7 separate regions of the Homo sapiens genome follow, and all the other regions are linked to region 7. Evidence: chromatin loops called from intact Hi-C (ENCODE). Cell type or tissue: PC-3. All regions are shown on one strand.

Region 1 (4,000 bases), 680 kb before region 7:
TCTTTTCCTATTTCACTGACTCCTTTATTGATGTTCTCTGTTGGTTTCTCCTGACCTCCTCAACCTTTAAAAGTTGAGCTCTCCCACTCTCAGTTCAGATCTTGGCCCTCTTCTCCACTCGCACTCATGTTTTGGATGATCTCATTCAGTCTCATGGCTTTAAATATCTTACGATGCCTAAATTTATATCTCCATCTCAGCTCTCTCATTTAAACTCTATATTTATACATTCAAATGTCTTTTCAATACCCCTACTTGGGTATTTAGTGGGTATCTCAAACTTCATGAGATAGAAAGTGACCTTCTGATTAAACCTTCATAATCTGTTCCACCCCTGGTCTTGTCCATCTCAGCTGTGGCAACTCCATCCTTCTAGGTGCTCAAGCTGAAAAAACTTGGAGAAATCATTGACTCCTCTCTTTCTCTCCCACCTCACATCCAATTCACCACAAAATCCCATGAAAACTATCTTCAAAATACATCTTGAATCCAACCATGTCTCACCACATCCATTGCCATCTCTCAAGCCTGGTATTTCTGTTTCAGCCTTTGTTCCTCTATACTCTTTCACAAAGAAGCCAGGATGATTCCTTTTAAAGCAAAAGCCAGACCATGTCACTCATCTATTCAAAATCTTCCAAGGGCATCTCATCTTACTTAGAGTCAAAGTCAAATCCCTTCCTATGGCATATAAGGTCCAACATGAACAGGCTTCCTTCATCTCTCCTCTACACAATCTCTTCCTAGTCTTGCTATAGCCAAATTTGTCTCCTTGCTGTTTGTGAAGAAGCCAAACATATTTCTACCTCAGGAAATTTGTTCTTGCTGTTTGCTCTTTCTGAACTGGTGTTTCTCCAGATACCTGCATAGACTGCTTTTTTACCTTCTTCAGATGTCTGTCAAGTATCATTTTATTACGAAGCATTCCTTTAAAACAAGATCATGTCCTTTGCAGGTACATGGATGGAGCTGGAAGCCATTATTCTCAGCAAACTAATGCAGAAACAGAAAATCAAACACTGCATGTTCTCACTTATAAGTGGGAGCTGAACAATGAGAACACATGGACACAGGGAGAGGAACAACACACACTGGGGCCTGCTGAGAGGTGGGGTGCGGGGAGGGAGAGCATTAGGAAAAACAGAGAGTGCATGCTGGGCTTAATACCTAGGTGATGGGTTGATAGGTGCAACAAACCACCATGGCACATGTTTACCTATGTAACAAACCTGCACATCCTCCAACAGAACTTAAAATAAAAACTAAAATTAAAAAAGCATTCCTTTGAGCACTTTGTTTAAAGCATTAATTCTTTTTCATACTATGCCATATGGAAGGATTTAACATATATTAACTTGTTTAGTTGTCGATGCACTGTGTATTACAGAGAATTTCTTAGAAAGAAATCGCTGAATATAAAAACAAGCCACTTCAAGAAATAGGCCTTTCTCCCAAATTAGGTTATAATCTCAAGGAGATTACATTTACTTTTATCCTCCACTATGCTCAGGCTGGTGATGTTAATGCTTCTTGATAAGTATTTGTGGGTACCGTTGAATCATAGAAAAAGTAATAGCTTAAACAAAACAACCGTAGAATAGTGGTGAAATTACTGAAGGGACTGTGGTTTTTGCCAGTTATGCATGATGTAATCTTGAGCAAGTAGGTTGCTGATCCTTTCTGAGTCTCAGTTTCCTCATCTCTAAAGTGAAAGTCATAATTCTTTTATATTTGCCTCAAAGGTAAACTCAGCATGAATGAAATATGTAAAGCAGATTATCTGATAAATGGGGTTATAGGAATCATTTTGGATAGCATTATTTTAAATGTTACATAAAAGCATATATAAACTGTAAAGTAGAGCACAAAATATGACATTAAAGTATGAAAGTATTGAGTAATTGTGTCCTGGACGTCTCTATCGGTAGATGTCTCTATGAAACATTGGTTTCTCTTCAGTCGTTCCAAAGATGGATGTCTGAGTACAGTGTGTTATTACATGAAGTCTCTACTTTTCTAGAACCTTTTGTTACAGGCCCCTGGTCTTTGCAAAGTGATCATTAACTTCCAGGTGGCCTCCCATTCTGACTTCGGCAATGGGCCAATTCCTTGATTCTATCTCACAATGTAACTTCCAAAGTAAATGTCTATTAAGCCTTTGTGTAAACATTCCAGACCTGTAACAAAATCAACTGAACATAAATCATATCCAGAGAAAAGGGTGTAGGAGAATGTGTAAGTTTGAAAAATGAAATAATACAGTACAGTTTCATTGTGGATCTCTGGCCTCAGTTACCTTGACTAAGACTTTCTCTGGTCTACATCACAGCTCCTCCCCAGAGGTAGTGGTTTTTGGTTACTTCAGCGGGCTCTGCCCAAATATAGAGAAAATAAACCCTCCACATGAAAAGATGTAAAGATGCCTACTTGCAAATGGGCTTAACCAACATTCTAAATAAAAGCCAGATTCTACCATCTCCTTGTCACTTACCGTATCTTGTCCCTATTAAGAAGTTTTGGCTAGAAGTCAAAGAAAGCAATTATAATAGGTATGGTTGTTTTGCTTTGGTATTCCTTCCTTCTTTATTTAGAAATGGATGGTGGATAAAAGTTCTTGCCTTTATGAATTGATTTGGGAATTTTTTTTTTTGCCTTTGGACAGAAGGATGTTAAGATAAAATGAAAGCTCTCTCTGGAAGAATGGGAAAGAGTGGAAAGAAGGTATTTCATAAAAGTTAAGGACTTTTGTTTGGTTTTTGCCTTCAAGGGCTCAGGTGTGCATTCTGTCTTTGAAGTGTAAACTTGTCAACTTGAAGATAGTTGTGCAAAACTTTAGTATTTCCAAAAATACAACTCTGGAAGCATATGTCTAGAGTGTGTCCTGTACAGAGGGGTCAACGTATTTGAAGGTAGGCATTTTCAAATAGGTTTTTACATTTTTAGAGTAGAACATTTAAGCTCAAAGAACATTCTTTTCTGCATACCTAGCAGGGTCTAAAGCCATGCCATGTCCTTTTTTATACTTTTTATTTTATGAATGAAAATATATTGTCAGCCTTACTCTTTCTTTCTCTCCGTTGGAAATTAATGTAGAAGAAAAGATCTCACCCAAAGGGATTTTGATGGTAAATAGAGATGTTATAAAGTCCGATAAGCTTTGGAATGAGTTACCGGGAAAGATGGTACAGTATCCTTTTCCAGAAATTAATTTAGGATAGGTCCTCCCTGGGTGGGTTCCTTTGGTTTTGGTTCTGTCTGAATGCACAAGATGGTCAAGGAACTTTAAGACTTGCATTGCACTCCTGTATTCACTGTTGTCGTTGTCTTGCTCATATTCCTTTGGCCATACCAGGAAGTCACTTGCAGATAGGCCAAGTATGTGCTGATGGCTTTCTGCATCCTTAAGCCCAAATGCATATGATCCTCCGAGGATGCTTCACCTATGCATGGAGCAGTCTGGAAGACACTGTTGCATAGTCCCAGTCCCAGAGATAGCTCTCAACAATGAGGGATAGAATTGGTAATAAATTCCCCAGCTCCCTTCAGCCTCATAGGGACAGTTCTGTAGTATGTGGTATGTTCTGCACAGTCACTTCAAGGGTCCCAAGTAAGACTGTGCCCAGTTTCCTGCAGAAGTAAACTGCTCATAAACACAGTCTAATGGCCTCCCTTCCTTCCCTACCTCTACGGAGGTTTCAGCTCCCACGTATGTTACTTGTACCCAAATGCTGCTCTCAGAGTCTGCTTCTGAGGGAGCCCAAGCTAAGACAATATCTGACCTCCTCACTGAAGGAATTGCTTAGGCTAGGCATGGAATCTGCTAACCTTTTATTTTCTTGGCTCTTGACTAGAATAATTATTTAGCACTTGCTATGTTCCAGGCATAGTTCCAAATGTGTGTGTTCTCTCTGTCTCTCTCTCTCTCTCTATATATATATATATATTTATCTATATATAATGTATATATACATATATACATTAAAAATTCAACTCTATGAGG
Region 2 (4,000 bases), 990 kb before region 7:
TGGGCCGAATAGTAACGGCTTGGTCCCTGGAAAGGGCTTAGAGCTCTCCCTTTGCAGACAAGGCTGTGATTTGCCCAATTCTTGGGGCTAACTTGTTCTGTCATTTGTTTTTTTCATTTGTCTTCCTTTCATTAAATATTAAGTATTCACTGAGGGCTGGTAGTGTGTTGGTCACTGGGGATGCAAGATTGGCAGAGGTATAGACCTGTCTCCATGGCTTATAGCCTAGGATGGGGGCCCTACATGGACCAGTCACTTAATGTAGAAATAAATAATCACATGAAGAATGGGCTGGTCCAGAGCAGGGAAAGAGAAACTGTTCAGAATAGCTTCACAGAGTTGACCACACTCCTGCTAGGGTTCGAGGATGCATAGGATCTCAACAAGCATGGAAGCAGCGAGGCAAGTTGTAATGTAAGCCAAGGATGAAAACGTCAGGTGCAGGAGACAAAGACATGGGCCTCATTAGAGCTTGTGAGTTGCTGCTCTGAGCTGCAGCAGGAGTGGACTGATCCGATTTATAGGTTAGAGATTTCCCAGATATGCATTGAGGGTTCATCCAGGACACCAACAGAAGTGACTGTAATCTTCCAAGTGGGAGAAGATAGGAGCAGCAGAGCAAGAGAGAAGTGTGTGTGAGAACGCTCTAAAAAATTAAAATGGACAAGATGCGTGACTGATTCTGGAGGGTTAGGGGAAGGGAGGAGTTGGGGGTGACACCCCTGTTGTTGGCTGAATCCTCTGGGTGGAGGGGATAGAAGCCAGACCAGACCCTGGCTGGGGGACTCGCAGCCCAGTGCATGCAATGTGAAGCTATTCCTAGCAGCCTGATGGTTGCTCAAGAGGTGGCTTGGCCTCTGCAGAGTGACCAGTTCTGGGCTGAGAAAGAAGTGATGGTTACCATGTTGCTTCTCTCAGAAGAAAGCTGGAGAGTTGATCTTCTGAGACTAGAAATAACCTTCTCCTAATTAGGAGGAGGAGAAAGGGAGGCTGTGCTGCTGGCAGTGTAAGAAGCTTTCTTTTCTTTTTTTTTTCTTTTTTTTTTTCACTTCTGTTTTCTCATGAGTGACAAGAAGCAAAGCTTTGAGAGCAGGGAACTTTGGAAAGGCAGAATACCTCTGCCTAGTGTGGGAGGGAGTTGAGAGAGCTCAGAACTGCAGGCTGCAGAGGGAGAGCCCCCTGCGGGGGAGGGGACTGCCTGCCAAACAGTGGAGGCTTCCAGAAACCCCAGGAAAGTCTGCTCACCACAGTAAGATTTGACAATTTATTTTTCTAAAAAGAGACATTCTACTCAATCTGTTTATTTTCAAACTTAGACTAGGTTATTTGTGATCAAAGTCACAAAATGGTGAGAAAAATACCAAATTGGACCTTACTATTAGGTTAATTCTTCAGCAAGCTGCTGTTACAGTATCAATTCAAGTTGCTTAAGCTTAAGATTCCCCTCCCCCCACCCCCTTTTTTTTTTTAAAGAATTAGTTTTGCGGTGGTAGGAGGGTTACAAGAAAAAAAAACAATTAGTTTTGCTAATGAAAAGGTAGCAGTGAACTTGGTTTAGATTAAAAAATCAGGAAAGAGCACCTGTAGGAACCTGCAATAAAATGTGTTGAGACATGTTTTACCGCTTTGGAAGGGCTTTTATTCCAGAATCCTTGGAACTTCAATGGGCCTGTGATTGAATTCAGAGGCCAGTGAACTTGCATGGGAAAAAGTTACGTCTTTATTGTGATCAAGTTCTAGTAAATTTAGTTTTCCTTTTTATTATGAACGTGGGATTCATAATCAAAATATGAATAATATTAGCAGTATTTGTCACCATTAGAAATTATAGCTCTTTTCATATTACATTAAGGTTGTTGCAGATAATGAAGATATCATTTATGCTTATCGCCACTTCAGATTTGTAGTAGTACTAGATCCATCACTATGTGACAAGACCCAATGCCTTAATAAACAAGGACATACATTCCTATGTCTCAAATTTTTCTTTCGTTAAGATAACTGTACTTCAGTGTAATTGGTTTTCTTGTTAATCCTATGTGTTGTGTTTCATGCATTTAAAAATATTATTCTGAGCAACTTTCATCAGCTTCACAGTTGGCTAAATAAGTCCATGGCACAGGAAAGGTTAATATTCCGTGGCTAAGATCCTGTAGTTGTGGCATGCGACCTCCACCTGGTGGCAGCATACTCCTTAAAGGTTAAATTCTGTAACCAACAGTTGAGAAGGACTTTAACAGTATACTTGAGTGGTTTTCAAACATTTTTTATTACAACCCACAATAAGAAATAGGCTTTCCATCATAACTGAGTACACACTTACTTACATTTCACAAAACAATTCTTGATCTAACCATATGACACATTGATATTTTGTATTGCATTCTAATATTATCTTCAGTTCTCTTTCATTAAAATAAAATGCTGGTTGCAACACACTAAACTGTAACACACTAAAGTGCACTCTTTTACATCGTAGGAAACCATCTTTCAACATGCTTCACAGTTTATTACCTGGTAAACTTCATTTGGGTCTCCCACACATTTTCAGGGACGTAATACCTACATTTTAAATAACTGCCAACAAGTATGAGTGCATTTTACACAGTGTTTAAAAATTGTTTATTATTGATGTATAATTTAAATATAGTGAAAGGAACTGATTGCAGTGTATACATAACATACCCCATCAAGATACAGAATAGTCTTATCACATACAAAGTTCCTTTGTGACAGTTCTCACCCAGTTTTTTACCCCCCTGGGAAATTACTGTTTTGATTCCTTTCATCACACGTTGATTTTGCTGTTTTAGAATTATATATAGATGGAACCATACAGTATATGTTATTTTGGTCTGGTTTCTTTTGCTCAACCTAATGTTTTTGAGATGAATACATGTTGAGTCTATCGGTAGTGTGGTGAGTAGTGTTCCCTTGCATGAATATGGCACAATTTGTTCTCTTGTTGTAGACTTTTGGGTTGTCTTCACGTTGGGTTATTATAAATAAAACTTCCATGAATATTTGCATACAAGTCTTTGTGTGCACATATACTTCATCTCTCTTGAGTAAACACCTGGGAAGGAATCATTGGCTCAGTTGATAAGTAAATGTACGTTTAGCTACAGGAAACTGACAAACCCATTTGCCAGAGTGGTTAGACCATCTTACATTTCCACTGGGAAAGTATGAGAGTCTGGGTTGTTCCATATCCTTACCAACATTTCATGTTATGTCAGTCTTTTTAACTGTAGTCATTCTGGTGGGTATTGTAGTTGTATCTCTTGGTGGTTTTAATTTTAATTTGCCTGATGACTAATGATATTGAACACTTTTTTCATTTTCTTATTAGCCATTCATTTATCCTATTTGTGAAGTGTCTATTCAAACTCAGGTTTTTTGTTTTGCTTTTTTTAAAAATATCAGTTTGTAGGAGTTCTTTACATATTTTGGGTACCAGTCCTTTTTGCCAGATACATGTATTTTTGAATACATAAATACATTTCTCCCAGTCTGTAACATACCTATTTATTTTATTAGTGGTGCTTTTTTCGTTAACAGAAATTTTTAATTTTGAAAATTTAACAATTTTACAACTATTTTTCTCAATATTTGGTGCTTTCTGGATCCTAAGAAATCTTTTCCTATTCCAAAGATCAGGAAGATAGTTTTGGCTTTTTTGTCTAGGTGTGTGATCCATCTCAAATTAAATTTTGTATATAGCGTGAGGTAGGTGTCAAGTTTCACTTTATATTTACATCTGATGGTCTAACCATTTGTTGAAACTACTTTCCTTTCACTGTTGATATATAGGACAGAATTTAAAAAAAAAAAAACAAAACTGTCCAGCCAAGGAAGTGAAAAAACTGAACCTCTGAGTCTCATAAACCGAATCTCTGGGTCTCTCAGACCATCCCCAACCTTGGTGTCCCATTCCTTACCAAATTAGTTTGTTCACAGTTATCTTGTGATTCTCAGAAATTACTTCACTCATATGTGA
Region 3 (4,000 bases), 400 kb before region 7:
GGGGAGTGAAGGAAGCAGATGGAGCAGGTGGAGGAGCTGAGCTTAGGATGTGGTCTCTTCTGGAGTCTGGATTTACCCTAATCCCACAGAGAGCTCTGGAGTGTGAATTACACACATGAAGTTTGTTCCTACCTTGATGTGGTTGGCTGGTCTTTTGTATTCTTCATGTCCATTAGCCCTTGCAGGTGGGCTGCCCCTGGGCTGGGGGTGGCGAGGTAACCTCCCAGGCAAATGTCCAAGAGGAAATCTCTGGAGAAGGGGGCAGTTATGAGCCATTAGCAGCCTCCGCTTGCAGCACCTGGGGCAGAGGTACCAGTCTGGTAAAGGGCGTTGGTTGTGATATCAGCAGCATCCACTATGGGGCTCAATAAATGGTAGCTAAACTTAGTATAATTCTTGGCTGCCATATGTCTAGTTCAAGTCCTTTGCTGTGGAGGGTCAATATACACCTATCATAGTAGTTTATGGCCTTCTCAAAAATAGGAAAAGCAGGTTAGCTTTTAACAAAATAACTATACTATTCTCTATAGGTAGGCTTCTCCATCCACCGACACTGAATTTGGTCAGTTCCCTTCAATGATTCACTGATGGAAATAAAAGCCTTTCATTGCAAGGTACTGAAGGTTTTTGTAACTGGAGAACAGGTAGGAGTCTCATAAGTACAAAATGACTTGGAAAGCGAATGCAATCACACACAAACCTGGGCTCTTAAAAAATCCAACAACATTACATGCAAGTAAAGATAGTATAAAATAAAATGCTGATGAGAACCAAGCAAGAATGACTATTGTAGAAGAACAATTAGCTAGACCCGAATGTGTTTTAGTTTCTCCAGACATTGGGTCTTTACAGCGGTTTCTGATTTGAATATTTTGGTTAAAATTTATTAGGTCTCCTAATTGATATTTTCCATCATCTCAACTCAGTGATCGTGCCTGGGTGGAAGGTAGGGGATTTACAGAAGACATTGTCCAGATTTGTTTTCAGTCTGTAAGCCTGGCCGTGTCAAAGTGTAATAAGACAAGCAGGAGAACAATGACAACAGCAGTAAAAGCCTTAATTGAAATTATACCCATGGCTGTTTAATCTAGCCCTGCTGGTTTTGCAGACCAGGAGCTAAGTCTTCCCATCAGCACTCTTCCCTTGGGTTGCTCTTGACAGCTCTTCTGTCTATATAATGTTACCTTTGCACACACAAAATCCTGTTTTTTAACTTGAAACACATGAAAGCTTTGGAAGGGTTTGCGTGGGTATCTTCATTCTCATTCCCTTCAAATGTTAGACTCTTCTGTTCTTCAAAATGGTGAATCAATCTTTTTCCACTTTCTGATCAATCTATAAGATTATATTTACTTTCCTGTTAACAAAAAAGGTATCTGTGATATAGCTTTCCTATTTATCACTCTGCCCTTCAAAATCTATTAAATAAGGGAAATATAAATTAACTCATATACAAAAATTATACCACATAAACATCATTTATTTTTTATATTTTATAACATATACACCTCTGTGGGAGACACAGGATATTAATTAGCTTTGTAGAATATAAAAATGATACTATGGTAATTAACACTTAATGTTAGCCTTTGTGTGTCACTCCAATAACTTCAGATATACTTCCTTCCTATGTAAAACAATACATTCCCCTTTGTCTTCTGGAAGTTAGAATGATGGTTGACCCTTATAATTATTAAAATGCTGCCCAAAATAATAACCTGATTTGGCTTGCTACATAAAATAATTTATATAATAAATTAACTGCATTTTCCTGTGATTCAGAATTCTATCTTGGCAAGATACTCTTCTGGACATTGGGCAATAGCAGCGCTATCATTTTCTTGTTTGTTTGTTCCTGAACAACTGGAGGCACTCTTTCACTATCCCTGGCTTTTTCTCCTTACATAAGTGAAATGAGTTCACGACAAAGTAATGTTCAAGACATCAAAATGATGACAAAGCCAAGAGCAAGAAATGAGTAAGGCTTTGTTGCTTGTGGTTTGAGGGAGTGAGAAGTACCACCCTCTGAGGTGTCTGAGTGGATCACCCAACAGACTTGCCAAGGGCTGGGAAGGAGGAAAAAAATAGGTTGAACAACTCTCCTCTTGGGACAAGTCTCAGAGTTACATCGTTAGTGGTGATAAAAATGTGCGTGGGGATTAGGGCATGTAAGTGAAAGGAAAAGAAAGGAAAGGAATGGATTGGAGTGGAACAGAGGTAGAGAAGAGGGTTTTGAAGTGTGATAACTCTCTGGCTTCCACTCTAAATCATACTTCTCATCTTTACAAAAATCCAGGATGCATTTTTTCTATGAGCTAGCCCTTTAAGATGCCTACACACCAGTGGAAAACAGAAATGTTTGAACTTTACCATTATTCTTTTTTAGCATAAAATATATTTATATAAACAAAAATAAGTCACAAGTTATCGCAATGGTTGATTTTGCCTTACAAACTTCAGCTTTTTTCTTTTCTTTTTTACTTTGAGTGTTATGCTGAAATATCGGGGGAAAATACTTGTTTGTAAGTCAGGTCATAGCTAAATCTAGATTTGGTTCTTTTCTCCAGCATTATACACTATGTGATGCTAAAAATATAGCCATTTTACAGATAAGAAAACTGACCCTTGTGTAGTGAAATTTATACTACTGGTTAAATGTAGTGGAACAGAACTTTGACTCTGGGCAATACTAATTAGGAAACTGCACTCATAGACATTGCTGTGAGTGTTGCTATAATAGGGCCCTAGCTTTCACCAGGCCTTCTAATCTTTTCTTTACCCTGTAGTCAACATGTTCTATCTGCAGTGTGAATCTATTCATTTCTCTCTCTTCTTAAAATCCTTGGGCACTGTTAAAAGGGTAACCGTATCCCCCAACATTTATTTGTTGAAGTCCTAACCCCCAGCTCTTCAGAATATGATCTTATTTAAAAATCTGGCTCTTGCAGATAGAATTAGTTGAAGTCGTTAGAGTGGGCCCTAATTCAATATGGCCAGCATCCTTATTTTAAAAGAAAGAAAGTTGGACACAAACATACATATACGAAGAACACCATGTGAACATAAAGATGGCCATCTACAAGCCAAGGAGAGAGCCAGGAACAGATTCTTCCCCCACAGTGCTTAGGAGCCAACCCTGTAGGCACCTTGATTTCACACTTCTAGCCTGAAGAACTGTGAGACAATTAATTTCTATTGTTCAAGCTGCCCATTTTGTTGAACTTTGTAATAGCAAACCAATACAGATACCTTTCTATTATTCTTAGCATGATGTCCAACATCCTACACCTGGAAAGCAAGGAGTAGAACATCAAACTAAAAAGCAAATGTGACTCAAGCTAAGCATAGTAAGATTTCTGGAACTGTGAATGGGCTTAGTAAAAATTCATTGAATAATTATCATAATCTTACATGCCAGGAATTGTATTTACACAATGCAGGAACCTTACATGCCAGGAACGGCCGTATATTTAGATGTGAAGTAAACTGACACAGTGCCTGTTCTCAGGGAGCTTACACTGAGGCAGGCAACTAATTACGCATATAATTAATTACAGTAAGAGTGAAGAGTGGTAGTGGAATGTCCCAAAAAATAGGATGCTAGAGGAGCCAACCCTCTTCTTGAAAAAAATCAGGAAAAGCCAGAAAGGCTTCTTTGAGGTAGTCATGTTTGAGCTTATATCTGAAGAATGAGTAAAAATTAGTTAATGAAAGGAGATGCTGGGAGAAGTAGCTCTGAGGTCAAGGGGACAGAAAATATAAAGATTCCAAAGCCAGAAGCATTATGCCACTTTCCAGAACCACAAAGAGGAAAGTAAAAGTGGAGCAGAAAAGGTGAGGTAGAAAGTTGTGCGCGATGAAATAGAAGCAAACAGAGTCAAGTCCTGTGGGCAGTGATGTAATCAGAGTTGCAGACCAGAGTTAAAAGGTGCCTCTGGCTGCACTGTGAAGAATAGAGCTGAGGAAACCACTTAGGAGGCTATGGTAAGAAGTAATGGTG
Region 4 (4,000 bases), 540 kb before region 7:
AAATTTTAAAAATTAAACTCTTTGATTTTTAAAACCAGTTATTTGCTAAGTTCATGAAATATCCATTTTCATTAAATGAAGAGGTCTATGTGTCTGAGAATTGCATTGGTTTTCTGTCTGGGGGTATAGTGGTTCTCCCCCTGTCCACTTCTGCCAGTTCTGCCAGCATTATTCTTTCTTTACCCCACAGTGCAGGCTGAGGGGAACACCTGCTCTGCACTCTGGGTCCAGGAAAATATTTCATAGACTCATGGGAAAGACCATGTCTTATGGCAGAATGGAGGCTAATTTGGAGGTTAGGAAACCTTGCTCTAATTCTTGCTCTGCCACCCGTTACTGAATGATCTTGGATAGCTCACCAATTAGCTTCTGTTTCACCTATAGAAGGAAAATGTGGGAGTTGACAACCTCTTATATTTCTTTATAGCTACTTATTATGGCAATAATTGGTCAGCATTGGAAGACATGGCCACTATATCTATGATTTTCACTGATTTTATTTCAAGAGCTAAAATAGCCTAAAGAACCTTAGGATTGCCTCCTGCCCTGGCTCGATTAGCCACCTTTAAGGCTTTGAACTCAAAAAGTCCTTAATGCCTTGGGGTTCATGTCCAGGTGATATTTGCAAATGAATATCAATCCTGAAATAATTTAGAGGTATTTTCATTTAACATGTTTAAAGTGAAATTTTTTTTTTGCTTAAAATGGTATGCTTCAATTATGTGGAATTTTTAATTATAGAGACTTGAAATAATTCATGTGATTCACTAGTCCTGGAACTTCTTATCAAAGGATAGTGGGCCTTTTACCAACTCCATTAGGCTATCTCTACAGAAACACATCCTCATGTGAAGGTTTAGTCAAAGAGTTTTGTTGTTATCCAGAGCATGCTGCCCTTTAAAGAGAAGAAAGCTTTCCTTTTTGGGAAAAGACTTCTCTGATCAATTTTGGCTGAGGCTTAAGCAATGATTTATGGGTTTCAGTTGACCCATTTGTTATTTATCTAGGCAAAATGAGTTTTCTATTGATTGAATGTCTCCCCTGATTACGTTTAATCTTTGGAGTGGGATCTAAGGATGGAAGAAAGAGACATTCATGATAAATGTAGCTTTTTTTCCCTAGGAAAACTTGGGAGGAAGACATACTATACCACATGGTCCTTTCCTTTTTCTGTGGATGGCAAAAAGATGCATCACTTCCCGGAGCTTATGATAGAAGATGCTCCTTCGCCAGTGTGAGACACTTAAAAGGACAATGATTTGTGCAGGGAACTAACCCTGTGTGCTACGTGTCCTTTTGCTCCATTTTACTGATGTGACAATTGGAGCAGAATAGTTTATGTGGCAAATTTTCCCAGCATTTATTTGCACTGCTTACTACATTCACATTCTAGTTTACAAATCTTGACAAAGACAACTGAATAGGTGTTTTGCATGAATGTACTTATTTTGTATTGAAGTATGACACACATGCAGAGAAGTGACATTGTCATAAGCAAATGGCTTGATGGCTTTTACAAACTGAATGTATGTATAACCAACATCGAGAACTAGAAGCAGCTTTTTCAGCCCCTCCTTCCTGAAACTTTTCCTCTCCTTCCACCTTGACCAAGTGTAATCTCTCTCCTGACCTCTGGCAGAATAGGTTAGTTTTGCTTATTTTTATTTTTATATGAGGTGAATCTCTAGTGTCTGGGTTCTTTTCCTGAAAGCTGTGTTTATGGAATTCATCCATATCATTGTATGTGGTTATAGATTCTCATTGCTGTGTAGTAGTTCAATGGCATGAATATACACTAATCATTTATCCGTTCCACTGTTGATGTGCAATTGGAGAATTTCCAATTTAGAGCTATTATGAATAATGCTGCTAGAGCCATTCTAATGCATATCTTCCAGTGAACACATATACGCAGTTCTCTTGGGAATATTCCTAAGTGTGGAATTGCTGGGTCGTAGATGTACATTTTTAAAAATCATAATATTAGAGTCGAGTATGCAGAATTGACTGAATTCTAAAACCAAAAGCTAATTTTTTGAAGTGTGAATTTCTGTTTGGGGAAAGTGAATAATGTGAAGAAACATAACATTTTTATTTATGGAAATAAATTTCATGTCCTCTGAGCTAACATCGCCCGTTCTTACGTCTGAATGGCAGGATGTTGAGTGTGCTGACGCGGTCATTTTCTGCGGGGCTGCTCCCAGCTTAGCATTCTTGCCACATAAACTCTTCTAGCCCAAACCTTGAAATACTGCAGGAAGTGGCATCAGCCCTTTTGTGTTCTTTTCCGGCACCAGGTTGCTCATCTCTCCCTGTGCCCATTTGAGGTAATATACTGACAGTTGTCAAGATGAGTCATGGCTCTTTCTCAGACACACAGGGAGACCAAGTTTGTGACTAATCGACAAATCCTCTGGACACAGGCTGAGCCACCAAGAGCCACCCTCGTCCCGGCAAGTTCAGGCCTGGGCTGCAACCTCTGACAGCCAGAGGGGAAAGCAAACATTGGCAGAACAGTTCTGTTTATTTGCTTCTCTGATTTTGAAGACATGCAGCTTTCTCTCACTCTTCTCCATTTCCTCTAAAAAATTTTATTAATCTTAGCTTATTTATGGCCTTTAGCGTTTGTCTGCCTGTTCATGCATGTGCTCAGAATCTAAGGAGTATGGGCATGAATAGAGGCCTCAGGGGAGATGTGGGCTCAAGCCAAGTCCAAGTGGCCTTTGAGCATTGCTGTCTTCCTGGCCACCTTTCACTCCCTATGACTCCTCTGACTCCTTTGCACAGATGTCATTGGATTAATATAAAGCAGGACTTGAAAACAATAAAGAGAAATAAGACGTGAACAAGAAGGATAAGATGAGTTTTTAAGTGGTAGGTACTGATTATCTGCATAGATGTTTCAGGTCTCCTGAGATTTTTCTGGAAACCATTTTCCCAACTGTCCCAAGTTAGTTTTCAGACATTGCTCTAGAGTTGTGTGTGTATGTGTGTTAGTACAATGTCAGCACTAGGTTTTGCAATCACATATGTGCTGCTAGTTCTGTAGCATCTCCATGGAACTAGCCCTTGCAATTATAACAAAGTCTGATATTGGTTGGCTACAAGTAGGTATTGCCTTGTGTATGAGTTGGGTGATATTTTGAATCCCTGGAATTGTCCTCTTCACTTTGCAACATCCACTCACTCAGAAAAAGCCTTGCATCCCTTGCCTGAAGGGTGGAAGAGGTGGGGGTTTAAATTAGTTTCAAGGGACTGGACAATTTCATTCTCACCTACTGAAAGCACCATGTTTGTTGAAGAGAAACTTTCAGAGTAGGCTCAATTAAGCCCAGACAGTTTGATTTAACTTGTTTTTAATTGTAATGGGTTATTTTTTCTGGCACGGAGCCACCCAGAATTTCATCTGTGAGTTCCCCAGATAATCTCCATCTACTTTCACAATTTTCTCAGCAATATTCAGAATTCCCACTACAGTGGGACCTTCTCCCCTCCCCTGTTTTTGTATTCTTTACATCATTCAAGGGTTTGGAGATTAGAAGGCATCCTCTTGGTGAATTGTGGCTGGGAGAGGGGGTTTCTGCAGGAATACTCTTCACAAATCTACAGTCTGTCTTCAGAGGCCAAACTTGTTTCTTGTAGAACTAGAAGTCTCCAACAATGGCAGGCCCCCTTCCTATATTCAGCAATTCCTTCTGTGTCTCAAAATCAGGGAGTTATTGCCTAATCTTTATTACAAAGAAGGGCCTGTTACCATCTCGGTTGGAAAGAGGAGGAATGGAGGAGTTAGTGTTAGGGAAACCAGTGCCCATTAACCTACCACGGTGGTTTGTAAAGTGTGGTCCCTGGATCAGCAACATAAGCATCACTTGAGGACCTCTGAGAGAAGCACACTTACTGAACCAGAAATTCTGGGGCTGGGCTTTTAACAGGTTTTAACAAGCCTTCCAGGTAATTCTCAAACAGGCTACAGTTTGGGATCAACTTCTTTCATCAAAGA
Region 5 (4,000 bases), 89 kb before region 7:
AAGATAACATTCTGAAGGTTCACCAATGGGGCAACAGGAAATGAATTGTGATGTGTCATTCCCTAGATCACTGTGTACCAGATAAGTGAACTCACTGATACATATAGAAAACCTGAAGTTGAATGAAAAAAGCAAGATGCAGTGCAATGAAAATAATATGGTATATGTAGATAACATTTTTAAATATAGGCACAAAATATTGTTATGCTTTCATCTCATACACACATACATAAATGTGTTATATATAATACATATTTATTTGTCAAAATATTTTTTAAAGTTTAAAAGAAAATATAGCAGACTCATCAAGGAGGTGAGAATGAAAATGGAATTTGGGATGAGGTCAAAGCGTTTTCAACTATATCTATAATATTGCATTTTTCTAAAAAAAAAATTTTTAAATTTTAAGTAATTAAGCCCCTAAGTAATTAAGCATGCAAGGTAAGGTACTACTAGGAAGTATGCATGTGAGGAACCAATGGGCCAGGGTGTTTTAGCCCTGACCTTGTACACATCCAGTCTGGCTTCATAGACACATGTTGCAGAATGGCAAGGAAATAGTTGGGATAGCAAAGGGTTCAGCAAGAGGTCAAATGGGACAAGGGAAATAAAGAGCAAGATGAAGACTCTGAAGAGGAATCCCCTACTTTCATAGATATTTCTAGAACCATTGTTGGCCCCAGTGACACAGTTTACCAATCTTCAGTTATAGCAATGCTGTTCCCTATGCATATGTACCTTAATCTTACAGATCATTTGTTTCAGGCATTTTTTACTTGATTAGTTTCCAATACATTGTTTAGATTTCTTTAGATTCGGAGAGAAGGCCCAAAACATAAAACAATTTATAATTAGAAGTCTGAAGCTATAAAAGTCACCTAACATTTGTGCATACTATTTTCAAAGATGTGGAATTGTGTTACATACTTAAAACAGCATCCTTCTAAGTGTATTACAATGATCTGCTTTACTCAAAGTCTACTGATCTCTCAAAGACTCCTTGATCTCTCAATATGTTTTATTTTATATAATTCAAAGAGAAAACAAAGGAGGATCCCTTGGTTACGTATCTTCTGGAAATATTGGGTTACAGCTAATCATCTTTCTGTATTGTCTGACTTCTCCAAATCTTTAATATTCCACAGTGGGCTGTGAATGCACAAGTGTGAAACATAGTATGCAATATTTCCCTAACCTATTTGCACAGAGAATTATTTGTTATTGGGGCTTTCCTCCCCACACCAGACTTTAGAAAATACAGACCTAGAATTTAACCAGTAGATCAAATGAAACTTTAGTTTTATGTTTAAAACAAAGTTGAAAAACACGCTTCTCTAATCACATGAGTGTTTTTCTCTTTGGATTGAGACTCCTCTGCCCAAATTTGTATATAGCTTAGTGTGTATAACAGGGGAGGGGAGGGATTTCAACTACTCCTTGGAGCTGTCAAGTACTGAATCCCACTGATTAGCAAGGAGTTTCTCTCAACGTCTGAACAGCTTCTTGCCCTGGAGTAATATGTCGCTGAGTCATAGGGAAACATTGCTTGGTAATAATTGATGTACAGCTAAATCTTCTAAGCACTTTTTAACTATACAAATGCTTCTTGCCCCCACGAACAATGAACAAGAGAAGAGGCTTCCTTTTAACTTTAAATTAACTAGCATTTCAAAGAGTTCCAGAACATCTTTCAAACTCACTTCTCTGAGGACATCTAAATAGGACCAGTGACTCCCTGAAGGCACCTTCTACCCCAGAGCTCTGTTTCCTTTAGATACTGAAGTACAATAAAGTTGCTTTATAGTCATAGAGGAAATAAACAGGCTGCTGTTCTCAAAGAATGCGAAGCCCTTACCTGTGCCTTGAAGATAGGAACGTTTATGAGTCCCAGGGGACAGGGACAGCCCCCGGATGTGAGTAGTTTCCAGAGAAACAAGTTGATCTGAAGTTTTTCCTGGAGAGTTGGAAAATCTGCCACATGTCATCCAGCGCTTATTTCTTTGGTGGGTTTTACACTTGGGTGTCATTCAGCAGTTTTATGAGAGCAAGACAATGGATAGAGAAGCCATAAAAAAAATTCTTCTAGTTCTTTAAGGTATGAGTCATCTTTACCATTGAAACCTTTGGTCACAGCCTGAATAGAAGAGGCAACATGCACTGCTTTTTTTTTTTTTTTTTTTTTTTTTGGTAGGGGTGGAGGGAGAAGAGTTTTCAAATGTGTTGCTTCCATTCAGGAGGGAAAGATTATTTAGGGATCTATTGATTTTTCATATGTGGTTTGATTGCATTTTCCCTCACTTGAGTTTCTGGATGTGCTCATAGATTGAACCTCAGTTATGTGGGAACTTTCAGTGTCAGTTTCTAAGAGTAAGAGGCACGGCAGCATTAATTTGACCTTCTCCATGATAAGGGATCCATTTTAGAAACAGTAATAATAGCTCACACTTGTTGAACACTTATTTGTTGTCAGGACCTGATATAAATGTTTCATATGTCTTTACTTATTTAATGTGCATAGCAGCTACAATGCAGTAGTTGTGGTAGATTGTGCAAAAGTGGCTGCAATTCTCCAACCTTCCCTGTATCTGCATCCCTTTGCAATGTAACTGCAACTCCTTGCATCAAGAGATGAAGTCAATATCCTCACCTTCTAAATCTGGGCTAACTCCCTCGTGGCTCTGTGATTAGAGGTGCTGGCTGACCTTGGGTGGCCCCAGATGGATGGCTCCTCTGGCTTCCTCCACATGGTCTCTTATCCTTCAGCTAACTAGCCCAGGCTTGCTCACCTGGCTGATGGACAGGGTCTAAGAGAAGAAAGACAAGGGCAAGGCCTTTTTGAGGTCTAGGTTCGGAAATGCCACAACAATACTTCTCCTACATGCTGTCAGACAAAGAAAGTCATAGTGGCCAACCCAGATTTGAGGGGTAAACAATAATCTACCTATTGATGGGAGTTGCCACAAAGTCACACTACAAAGGGCCTGAATACAGGAAGAGCCATTTTCCCCCATGGGTTTCAAATGACCATGAGAATCCACATTGCCATCATCTAGAACAGTAAAAAGTGAACTAATGATTAATACATTCAAACATCAGCTCTTCATTAAGTTGCTTCTGAAGTGGATACTGCACAATCTTGTAAATGATTATTCATGGTCTTTTCACATAAGTCACCCAATAGTTTGACATTGTCTTTCAATTTTCTCCTTTATATCATTAGTTCCTTTACTTTTAAGGCAGACTTGGACAAAATTCATTGTTTATTATATAATAAGTATAGTGAGTATACCACTCCAAAGAGGACTGGACAAAGCAAGAAGACAAAAACCTGATGCAGTGCTTTTCAACAAGAAGGTACATATTAGAATTACCTGGGGAATGTTCTCAAACTTCTTTCCCTACCTCCATTCTGAGGCATATGTTTATTTCCAGGGCAAGGAAGATGAAGACAAGCACTTGTGTTCAAACAAGCCCTTGGATAACTCTAATACGCATTTCCTTCACTTCTCCTCCTCAGTTAAGAATGTCTGCCTAACAATTTGATGGAGTTGTTTGAATACCTTTGATAAGGTGAAATTATTGTGGCAGTATAATTAGAACAATGTGTTTTCATACAAGCTCTTCTATGTTATAGCTAAGAAACCTTGAGAAAGTCACTGGTCTTCTGGGAGCCTCAGTTTCTTCATCTCTAAAATGGGGATCATAATAACTTGCCCATCTCAGAGGCTCAAATGAGATAATTAGGAGAAAAAAAGTGCTTTGCAAACTGTAAAACTCTAAAAAACTGAAAGGAATAGAAACGTTTAGTAACTTCCCTTAATTATGCCAAAGCCCTGCAAGTTAGTCTAGAGTATTCTGTATGAAATATTCTAAAAGTGAATCCTGCCATTTCCTGACAGGCGTCAGTCATTTATCTTTCCCATGATCTCTCTGAATGAGACTTTCCAAATCTAGTTAATTCCTATCTTTTAATATACACCACTGTAGTGTTGGAATGCTG
Region 6 (4,000 bases), 270 kb before region 7:
GGATCGGCGTTTTAAAAAGAAAAACAGAAAGCTGTATAGAACATAGACTTGGGGCAAAAACTGAATTTAAGATGTAGTTAAAGTCACCTTTGATTTCTCAGCTTCCTTCCCCCACCCCATTCTTAAAATCATGCATTTTAATGAAAATTTGATCTGCGTGGGTCTGATTTGTTTACTTGGGACTCATCCAAATGCTGTTTTGTAAGAGCGATTTCATATCTAACAGATTTGCATAACTTGGGCTATACTTCTCAGAAAGAAAAACTCATGTTGGGCCCTAAATGAACAGATTTATCGCTCTGAGACTTGTCCAGGCTTTACGGTGGCAGTTGCTCTCTGCCTACTCTGCTCTCCCTTGTCTTCATCCCAGGCATCCCAAGGTTTCTGCTATACTAAAGAAAAGCTGCGCCCATCATCTGAATCTAACCTTCGTGGGTGCTCAGGAACCTGTCACCTGTTCTAAAATTCCACCTGCTATTTTAATTCACCACATGCCGCCCGTTGGCTAAGTGGAAGAAAATGAACATCTGATCACAAAGTCACTAATTATGTTTAATTACTGGCTAAAATATTAACTTTCAAAAAGGAAGATAACTTTTGAAAGTGATATGAATTCACCACTGTTGTAATCTATTTAAATTCATGTGTTACAAATAAATTACAAGAGAGAGGAAGATGATGTATGAATCTATATAATGGTCTTCATTTTTTTTCGAACCTATTATCTTGTTTGATTTTCCTAACAACATCATGAGGTACATAAAGGCAGATTTTCTCAGTTTCCTTTCATAAATGAGGAAACTGAGGTGCACATTTTCCACAAACCACACCAAACACTTGGGATTATAACCTGGATTTTTAATAACTTATTTGTGTTTATTTATGAGATGAAATCCCAAGCAAGGGTTCAAGGCCTTACCTTAGAGACCCACTTGTCCAAGATCCAGTAATATCTGCTCATGTCTGGTCCTGCAGATTAAGAAGAGAGTTGGAGAATTCTAAATGCTAATTGTCTTAGGTAAAACTGCTGTTTCCATGGTATCTGGGTGAATAAAAATATGGAGGTGAACTTCCACTACTGACCCGGAAGGATTTTCTTCATGAAAAGATTGTCACAAATCCTTTTGGAGGCTAAGAATAAAAAGTGAAGATGTAAATGTGCCTCTCTAGAACACTGTAGTATCAACCTGAATTAATCTCTCAAGCACATATTGCAAACACAGCTAACCAGGCCAGGAAAAATCATGGATAAGGGTCCTCTTCCTAAGCAAGCATACCTCGGGCCCCAATAGATGCAAATATAAGCATGGAATTTGCAAGAACATTGGAGATAGAAGGACTGCAAGTTTTACTTGAAGCTTTTTTTTATTAAATAGCTTGAAGCAGATATGTAATGCGATTGGTTAGCAAGCAGGCAATTTTAAGTACTTATTGAGTATTTCATTCTGATTGAGAACAAATTGGTGTTTTAACAGGATATACCCTTGAATTAGAGGTAGCATATAAGTAGTCAATTTACATTCTGTTTATAATTCCAAACCAGAAAGAAACATTGAATAAAGATACGTTTACCACATTTGGCTTCACCATGCAAAGGTCCCGTTGAATAGCAAAAGATTTGCACATATTTAAATTAGATTTCACACAATCTGTAAAATGACAAAGTATTAGGGAGGATTAGCCTAATTAAATGAGATTGTGAGAAAGCCTCAAAGAGATCCAAAGTGCAGATACCTTCCAAGTAGGATCACAGTGAAGGCTTCCAGAATCTATTTTGCCTCTTTCCCAGCAATCAGGGCTCAGATTACCCTGGGCGACAGTAGCACACTTGTGTATGCAGTGACATCTAGTGACAAAGAAAATAAAACCGGCTCCAAGGACACTTTCTTCACCAGACAGACTCCACAAAAATGACGCAGTACCTATCATTACTGTAGATTCGTGCATAGTATCCTATAGAGATTGCAAAAGAGATACACCAGTTTCTACACCAGATATGTTCAAAGAGGTAATACAAGAAGTATCAGTAAGGTTTGGCAAACAGCCGTGGTATCAGAATCCAAACAGGTAATTAAAACAGATTTATTTCTGTCTTATGTGCCCATAGTAAAAACTGCTGTTAATGATTTGGACACAGAGTTCGTGTGGAATGTTCTGAAGAACCACTGACATCTTCCAAGAAAAGAATCCATTAAGATGAATAGAATTTGCTACTTGAAATTCATGTCCAAAAGTTTAGAAAATATACATATGCAAGTTACTCAGGCAAGACAAAGATTTAACCAACTCTCCAAGTTATCTTAATCAAGCTGAAACCCACTTTAGATTAATTGGAGTAGGCCATAATAAAATATTTCCTGTTTCCTTTTGTCAGATTTTAGGATTTTAAGCAAAATGAATAAAATATATACAAAATCACAACTTTCTCTGTATAACAGGAACTTGGGGTCTTGTCTTCGTAGAGTTAGAAGAAAGTGAAATCTACAGATGTTAACTAGCTACACTGGAGGCAGGTTAGTGCTGTCCCGCTGAGGACTCCAGTTTTTAATCACCATCCTCACCCCACAGGACCTTTCAGGAGGCAGTGATAGTGCAGCCTACACCTGGAGGTCTCTCAGATTCTGGTGATCTTCAGTGAGGCCTTGGAGTCGGAATTTTGAGCAAACGCCCAGGTGATTCTTATGCAATTCTGCCATATCCTACCTTTTCTTATATGCTCCAGTGCAAAAGTAAAAATACCACTTGGGATATGGAGAGGGTTTAAACTTTGTAAAGGTATCCACAGTTGCCTGGGACTCGGACTGTAAGTAAACCATGAACCAGTTTATCCATGTGTGGCTACAACATTATTAAAAACAGTGTAATTGCCAGTATATTCTCAAAATGGGTTGCAAAGTGGCTGAAAAAAATAACTGGTTTTGGCCGGGCTCAGTGTCTCATGCCTGTAATCCCAGCACTTTGGGAGAATGATGTGGGTGGATAACCTGAGGTCAAGAGATCAAGACCAGCCTGGCCAACGTGGTGAAACCCTGTCTCTACTAAAAATACAAAAATCAGCCAGGTGTGGTGGCGGGCACCTGTACTCTCAGCTACTCGTGAGGCTGAGGCAGGAGAATCGCTTGAACCCGGGACACAGAGGTTGCAGTGAGCCAAGATCACGCCACTGCACTCTAGCCTGGGTGACAGAGCGAGACTCCACCTCAAAAACAACAACAAAAACTGGTTTCCTTTTTTTCTCCCTCCCTCCCTCCCTTCCTTACTTCCCTCCCTCTCTCCCTTCCTTACCTCCCTCCCTCTTCTCTTCCCTCCCTCCCCTCCTCCTTGCTTCCTTCCTTCCTCCCTTCTCTCCCTCCCTCCCTCCTTTCTTTCCCTCCCTTCCTTTCTTTCTTTCTTGCTTCCTTTCTTCCTTCCTTCCTTCTTTTTTCTTTTTTCTCCTTCCTTCCTTTCTTCTTTCCTTTCTTCCTTGGTTCCTTCTTTCTTTCCTTCCTTCTTCTCTTTGTCCCTCCCTTTCTCCCTCCTTTGTCTGTCTTTCTCTCTCTCTCTCTTTCTGTCGCTCTCTTTCTTTTTCTTTCTTCTCTCTTTCTTTTCTTTTCTTCTTCCTTCCTTTCTTGTTTCTTTTCTTCCTCGCTCCCTTCCTTCTTTCCATCTTCTCTCTCTCCCTCCCTCCTTTCCTCTCTCCTTTGTCTGTCTTTCTCTCTCTCTCTTTCTTTCTCTCTCTCTTTTTTTCTTTTTTCTCTTTCTCTCATCTTTCTTTTCTTCTTTCTTTTTTCTTTTTTAATGATTGTCATTTCTATATTCAGGGCTCTCTTTCTTTTCCCCCATGGAAAAATTAAGTCTATAAGCAATAAACTCTTTTAAACAAATTAGGCTTAAAGTTGTATCTTTAAAATACTAGCTATATAGCATGGCTTAGCCCTGATGAAGGCATTCTGAGTTTTTCTGAATTATTGATTGTGGATTCAATGCTTGGAAATTTAGTAATTGCTGATATAGCAAGGGA
Region 7 (4,000 bases):
TGGTGTTTTGCATTCATACTATTTGCACAATTTTGTATCTTTATGTTTTTAATGTTAAGAACATAAACACATCAATTACTTGTTTTCACAACAAAGTATTTCCATGAATGAACATGCCTTTGTATGCTAGACAGTTTCCTGGATTTTTAACCTTTAGATGTTTTCTGGTGTCACATTAATATAATACTGTGTCCAAAATCTTTTTACCTTTTTTGCTTTAAAAAAAAACTAGTTAAATTAGTCAACCAATGTTCTGAAGAATATTGTTAGATTCAAACTTTTAAAGTATGTTTGGAAGTTAGTTTTAGATGAGTTGCTTCGAAAATATCTACGTTTTTACCTTGCTTTAGTTTTTTTCCTTATGTAAGCATATCTAGTTTACATTTTCACAAACAGATATTAGAGGTGTGTTGTTTTATTAACTGTTTAAAAGTCTGTCCAGTATATTCAATGAAGACATCAATCAGAATAAAATTACAAGCTAAAAATAATTCTGAAACCTTTCTTTATAAAATGGTTATCATGTGTGTCATCTATGTTGTTGTGTTTGTAAATACCTATGCTAAGTGGATGGGCATAGCTCACCCAATAACTGAAAAGATTTTTTGTGGGGACACAAGGACCCTTCTTTTAGGTACAGAAACTGCAACAAGCTATATAGTGGAGCTAAACTTAGGCGTACAGCAGCCTTTCCAAGAATTTGTGGCACAAAGCAGACAGGAATATTCTACACACACACACACACACACACACACACACACACACACACACACACACACATTCCGCTTCCTGTCTCTGACTTTCTAACTTGACCTTACTTACTTGCAAACTTGGAAATACAGGCATTCTCTCTCTCTCTCTCTCATAGAGTCATGATTCTCAAACATTAAAATAGCTTAAAAATTAACATACCTTAATGTCATCTTAAAGAGTGAGGAAATATTTAGCGATCCTGTGAACAATTTTTATTTTCTGTAAACTTCCCCAATCCTCACATTTACCTTCCTAGGTAACTATGTGCTTGACTTATATATTTTTTCTGCATTCTTTGTAGCCCTTTCTTTCCCCCCATGGACAACTGTGTGTCCCAGCATTACAATACATGTGTGGACAAAGAAGCTTTCTGTCCAGAGAGAAATTAAACATTCCAGTGGCTTTTCTCACCAAGTCCTGACACAGAGTGACCCTTGGCATCTCATTTGTGGGCGAGCGTTGAAGATGGTGGAGAGATAACCTGAAGCAAATCTCAGCCTGTTGTTCAGGCTGCCTTGGGCAGTCCAGAGAAGAACAACATTTAGAACATTTATGACCTGTAAAATTTATCCTCTAGAGTTGAGCCCACAATTTTTGGCCAATAATTATATGTGAGAGTAAAATATAAGGGACATATCTTGGAAGCAGTATTGCTGAGTACTTCAGAAATGAATGACTATTTTAATCAACCTACCTACATTTGGGCGATTATCCAAACTATTTGGCTTTTTACTCCTCTCCCCTTCCAAACTTACCCTCCTAAAAAATGTTTGAGAGTTAATAAAATGATGTATTTAGAGCTCTTAAGCCCTAGTTCACCTTGTTTTTTTTTTTCTTAGTTACCTTCGTGATTACTTCTAATTCTGCCCTGAGGTGCAAACTTGATTCCATTCAAAGGAAAAGGAAACCAAAACAAACAACAAATAAAAAGTAACTGAGGAGTGTCTCCAAAAACTACTACTGAAAACCTAGTTTACCTACAGTTCAAATATGATCCACTCTCGCCATCTGCTGGCTGTATTTTTGATTTTTTAAAAGGGAAGTACTGGCACAGACACATGGGCTAACGTTATTGTGTTTTGATGTGTTGTGAATATGTGTGGGGAAGCTGGGCACTAAACCGTCCAACATTCAAATTCAGTATGTTTTTGAGCACCTATATTTAGCTGAGTCTCCCTAGTTTATAATTTGGTGGAGGGTTTTATACGTAGAGAATCATCACAGTCAAGACGAAGTAGAGACTGGGACCAACGGCTGCATCCGTCAGGGAGAACTTCTGTCAAAGAATAACGCACAGACACTGGGTCTCAGAAAGTGGCTGTCTCTGAGGACTCAGCGTGTTTCTTCTCTTTGATGAAACTAATGATGACTCAACTCCATGGATCTAATTGTCTCCCTCTAGAATTACCTTTTCTGAGTGTTCAGGGCTCCTTGATGGTTTTGGGTTTGTTTGTTTGTTTGTTTGTTTGTTTTTTGAGATGAAGTTTTGTTCTTGTTGCCCAGGCTGGAGTGCAATGACGCGATCTCGGCTCACTGCAACCTCTGCCTCCCGGTTTCAAGTGATTCTCCTGCCTCAGCCTCCCGACTAGCTGGGATTACAGGCGCAAGCCACCATGCCTGGCTAACTTTTGTATTTTTAGTTAAGACTGGGTTTCACCACGTTGGCCAGGCTGGTCTCGAACTCCTAACCTCAGGAGATCTGCCCACTTTGGTCTCCTAAAGTGCTGGGATTACAGGCGTGAGCAACCGAGCCCAGCCTACCCAGTGGTTTTTTCTTTAGACGGAGTCTTGCTCTTGTCACCCAGGCCAGAGTGCCGTGGCACAATCTTGGCCCACTGCAACCTCCACCTCCCCAGTTCAAGCGATTCTCCTGCCTCAACCTCCCAAGGAGCTGGGATTACAGGCTCTCGCCACCACCCCTGGCTAATTTTTTTGTATTTTTTTAGTAGAGACGGGGTTTTACCATGTTCGCCAATATTCTCCTCCTCCAAAAGGCGTGCCTCAGCTGACCCATCGAGGTTTCCCCGAATATAACATTAACCAACCTATTTGGAGTGTTTTACCCAAACACATGTATTTAAGCCACACAATAACCCTATGAGGTAGCCATTATTAATCGTGTTTTATAGATGAGGAAATTGAAATCCAAAGATATTGATGACAGAACTGCTAAGTGATAGAGTCAGCACAATGCCTGGATGGAAATTCACTTCCAGAACCACATCTTCACCACAAACATTGCTGTCAGGGCTCTCCAGGTAACCCTGTTTCTGTCCGTGCAGTGTGCAGCTAACAGAATTCCCTTATCTCAGCTGGGAAACAGGAGTGATGGAATCATTTCCCACTCCCAAGTCATCGCCACAAAACTTCTCCTTCAAAATTTGTCTCCGGAATCACTTGTTCAAAAAGCCCTTTGAATTTCTCTTTCTCTCTGAGTACTCAGAATATGCCTGTCCTATAAAATTTCATTTGGCGGCTTGTTTTCTTCGTGCCCCTCTAATATTCACCAAGATTATATTTATTTGACTTTACTCTCAGAGTGTACTTTGTGGGGGGGGGACAAAAGTGATTATTTTTCCTCTAATGCTGTCGTATAAATGCTATGGCAATCTAGTACCTCTCATACGTAGGGATATGCCCAGGTCTTAGGGAAAACTCACTTGTACATATCTGTGTTATTGGGCCTGTGGGCCAATGATATTTCTATTTCCTGTTCTGCAACTTTGTGTACAACAATAATTTAAAGTAGCTTCCAAAGGATAAAAAATGTTCTCTAAGAAACTGATGAATCTATATTTACTTATGTTGCCCCACATCCTGCACATTCTTTTTCTTCGAATTAACTTTCATTTTCTTTCTATCTTTCCTTTCCTTCAGGTTAATAACCTTTGCTGGTGGGGTTCTCCAGAATCAGCTGCCAAAACAGAGTCTGAGTTTCAAGGTACTTATTAGGGATCAAGCCCTGTGGAAGACACAGGGGAAGCTGAACTGTGAGGGCAGCCCACAGAAGCCTCCCCTGCCCTGCAGGGAGCTCTGGAGTGAATACTGTTCTGTCCACCAGAGCTGGGCCCCAGTGGGCGAACAAGACCAGGCCTTTGCACCCCCACCTCACTCAGCATCAGGCTGTGTGGGTTGTCCTAGGAAGGGGTCGACTCAAAGAAGAAGACACTGAGGAGATGACAGTGGGACCATCTGCCAACTCTACTCCCAGAAGCTGGGCAGTGAGGCTTTCCTTGCTGGGATTCTT

Evidence for each region. Peaks named below come from ENCODE experiments on the same cell type or tissue, not always from the same donor. Only the 100,000 strongest peaks of a DNase experiment are listed, where the experiment ranks them.
Region 1: a loop joins it to region 7, with 9 times the contacts of the local background. A loop is called at or near these places in 3 of 110 quality-filtered maps.
Region 2: it touches region 7 in a loop (17-fold over the local background); 63 of 110 quality-filtered maps call a loop at or near these places.
Region 3: it touches region 7 in a loop (6-fold over the local background); 4 of 110 quality-filtered maps call a loop at or near these places.
Region 4: a loop joins it to region 7, with 4 times the contacts of the local background. A loop is called at or near these places in 3 of 110 quality-filtered maps.
Region 5: it touches region 7 in a loop (4-fold over the local background); 7 of 110 quality-filtered maps call a loop at or near these places.
Region 6: it touches region 7 in a loop (9-fold over the local background); 28 of 110 quality-filtered maps call a loop at or near these places.

Annotation. Positions count from the first base shown.
Region 1 is chr20:10,859,676-10,863,675 of GRCh38, forward strand. No RefSeq gene overlaps it. Among named protein-coding and RNA genes, the nearest start is that of LINC01752, 110 kb to the left of the region's middle. In PC-3, no CTCF peak of the experiment used is centred here; DNase peaks (open chromatin) are centred at 1,676 and 2,196; H3K4me3 peaks cover 934 bases; H3K27ac peaks cover 2,889 bases.
Region 2 is chr20:10,551,374-10,555,373 of GRCh38, forward strand. All of the region lies in intron 2 of SLX4IP (SLX4 interacting protein), which reads left to right. Among named protein-coding and RNA genes, the nearest start is that of MIR6870, 96 kb to the right of the region's middle. In PC-3, a CTCF peak has its summit at 2,177 (motif pointing left); a DNase peak (open chromatin) is centred at 2,178; H3K27ac peaks cover 1,771 bases.
Region 3 is chr20:11,138,622-11,142,621 of GRCh38, forward strand. No RefSeq gene overlaps it. Among named protein-coding and RNA genes, the nearest start is that of LINC02871, 110 kb to the left of the region's middle. In PC-3, a CTCF peak has its summit at 1,865; a DNase peak (open chromatin) is centred at 1,950; H3K27ac peaks cover 1,107 bases.
Region 4 is chr20:10,999,638-11,003,637 of GRCh38, forward strand. No RefSeq gene overlaps it. Among named protein-coding and RNA genes, the nearest start is that of LINC02871, 25 kb to the right of the region's middle. In PC-3, no CTCF peak of the experiment used is centred here; a DNase peak (open chromatin) is centred at 2,324; H3K4me3 peaks cover 935 bases; H3K27ac peaks cover 2,440 bases.
Region 5 is chr20:11,453,622-11,457,621 of GRCh38, forward strand. No RefSeq gene overlaps it. Among named protein-coding and RNA genes, the nearest start is that of LINC00687, 420 kb to the right of the region's middle. In PC-3, no CTCF peak of the experiment used is centred here; DNase peaks (open chromatin) are centred at 30, 1,510 and 1,970; H3K4me3 peaks cover 1,295 bases; H3K27ac peaks cover 1,000 bases.
Region 6 is chr20:11,272,415-11,276,414 of GRCh38, forward strand. LOC339593 (a long non-coding RNA gene) reads right to left here and starts at 969. Exons shown (of 2, transcript NR_038972.1): 1 at 920-969. In PC-3, a CTCF peak has its summit at 1,857 (motif pointing left); a DNase peak (open chromatin) is centred at 1,837.
Region 7 is chr20:11,542,483-11,546,482 of GRCh38, forward strand. No RefSeq gene overlaps it. Among named protein-coding and RNA genes, the nearest start is that of LINC00687, 330 kb to the right of the region's middle. In PC-3, CTCF peaks have their summits at 1,756 (motif pointing left) and 1,962; DNase peaks (open chromatin) are centred at 1,189 and 1,759; H3K4me3 peaks cover 1,001 bases.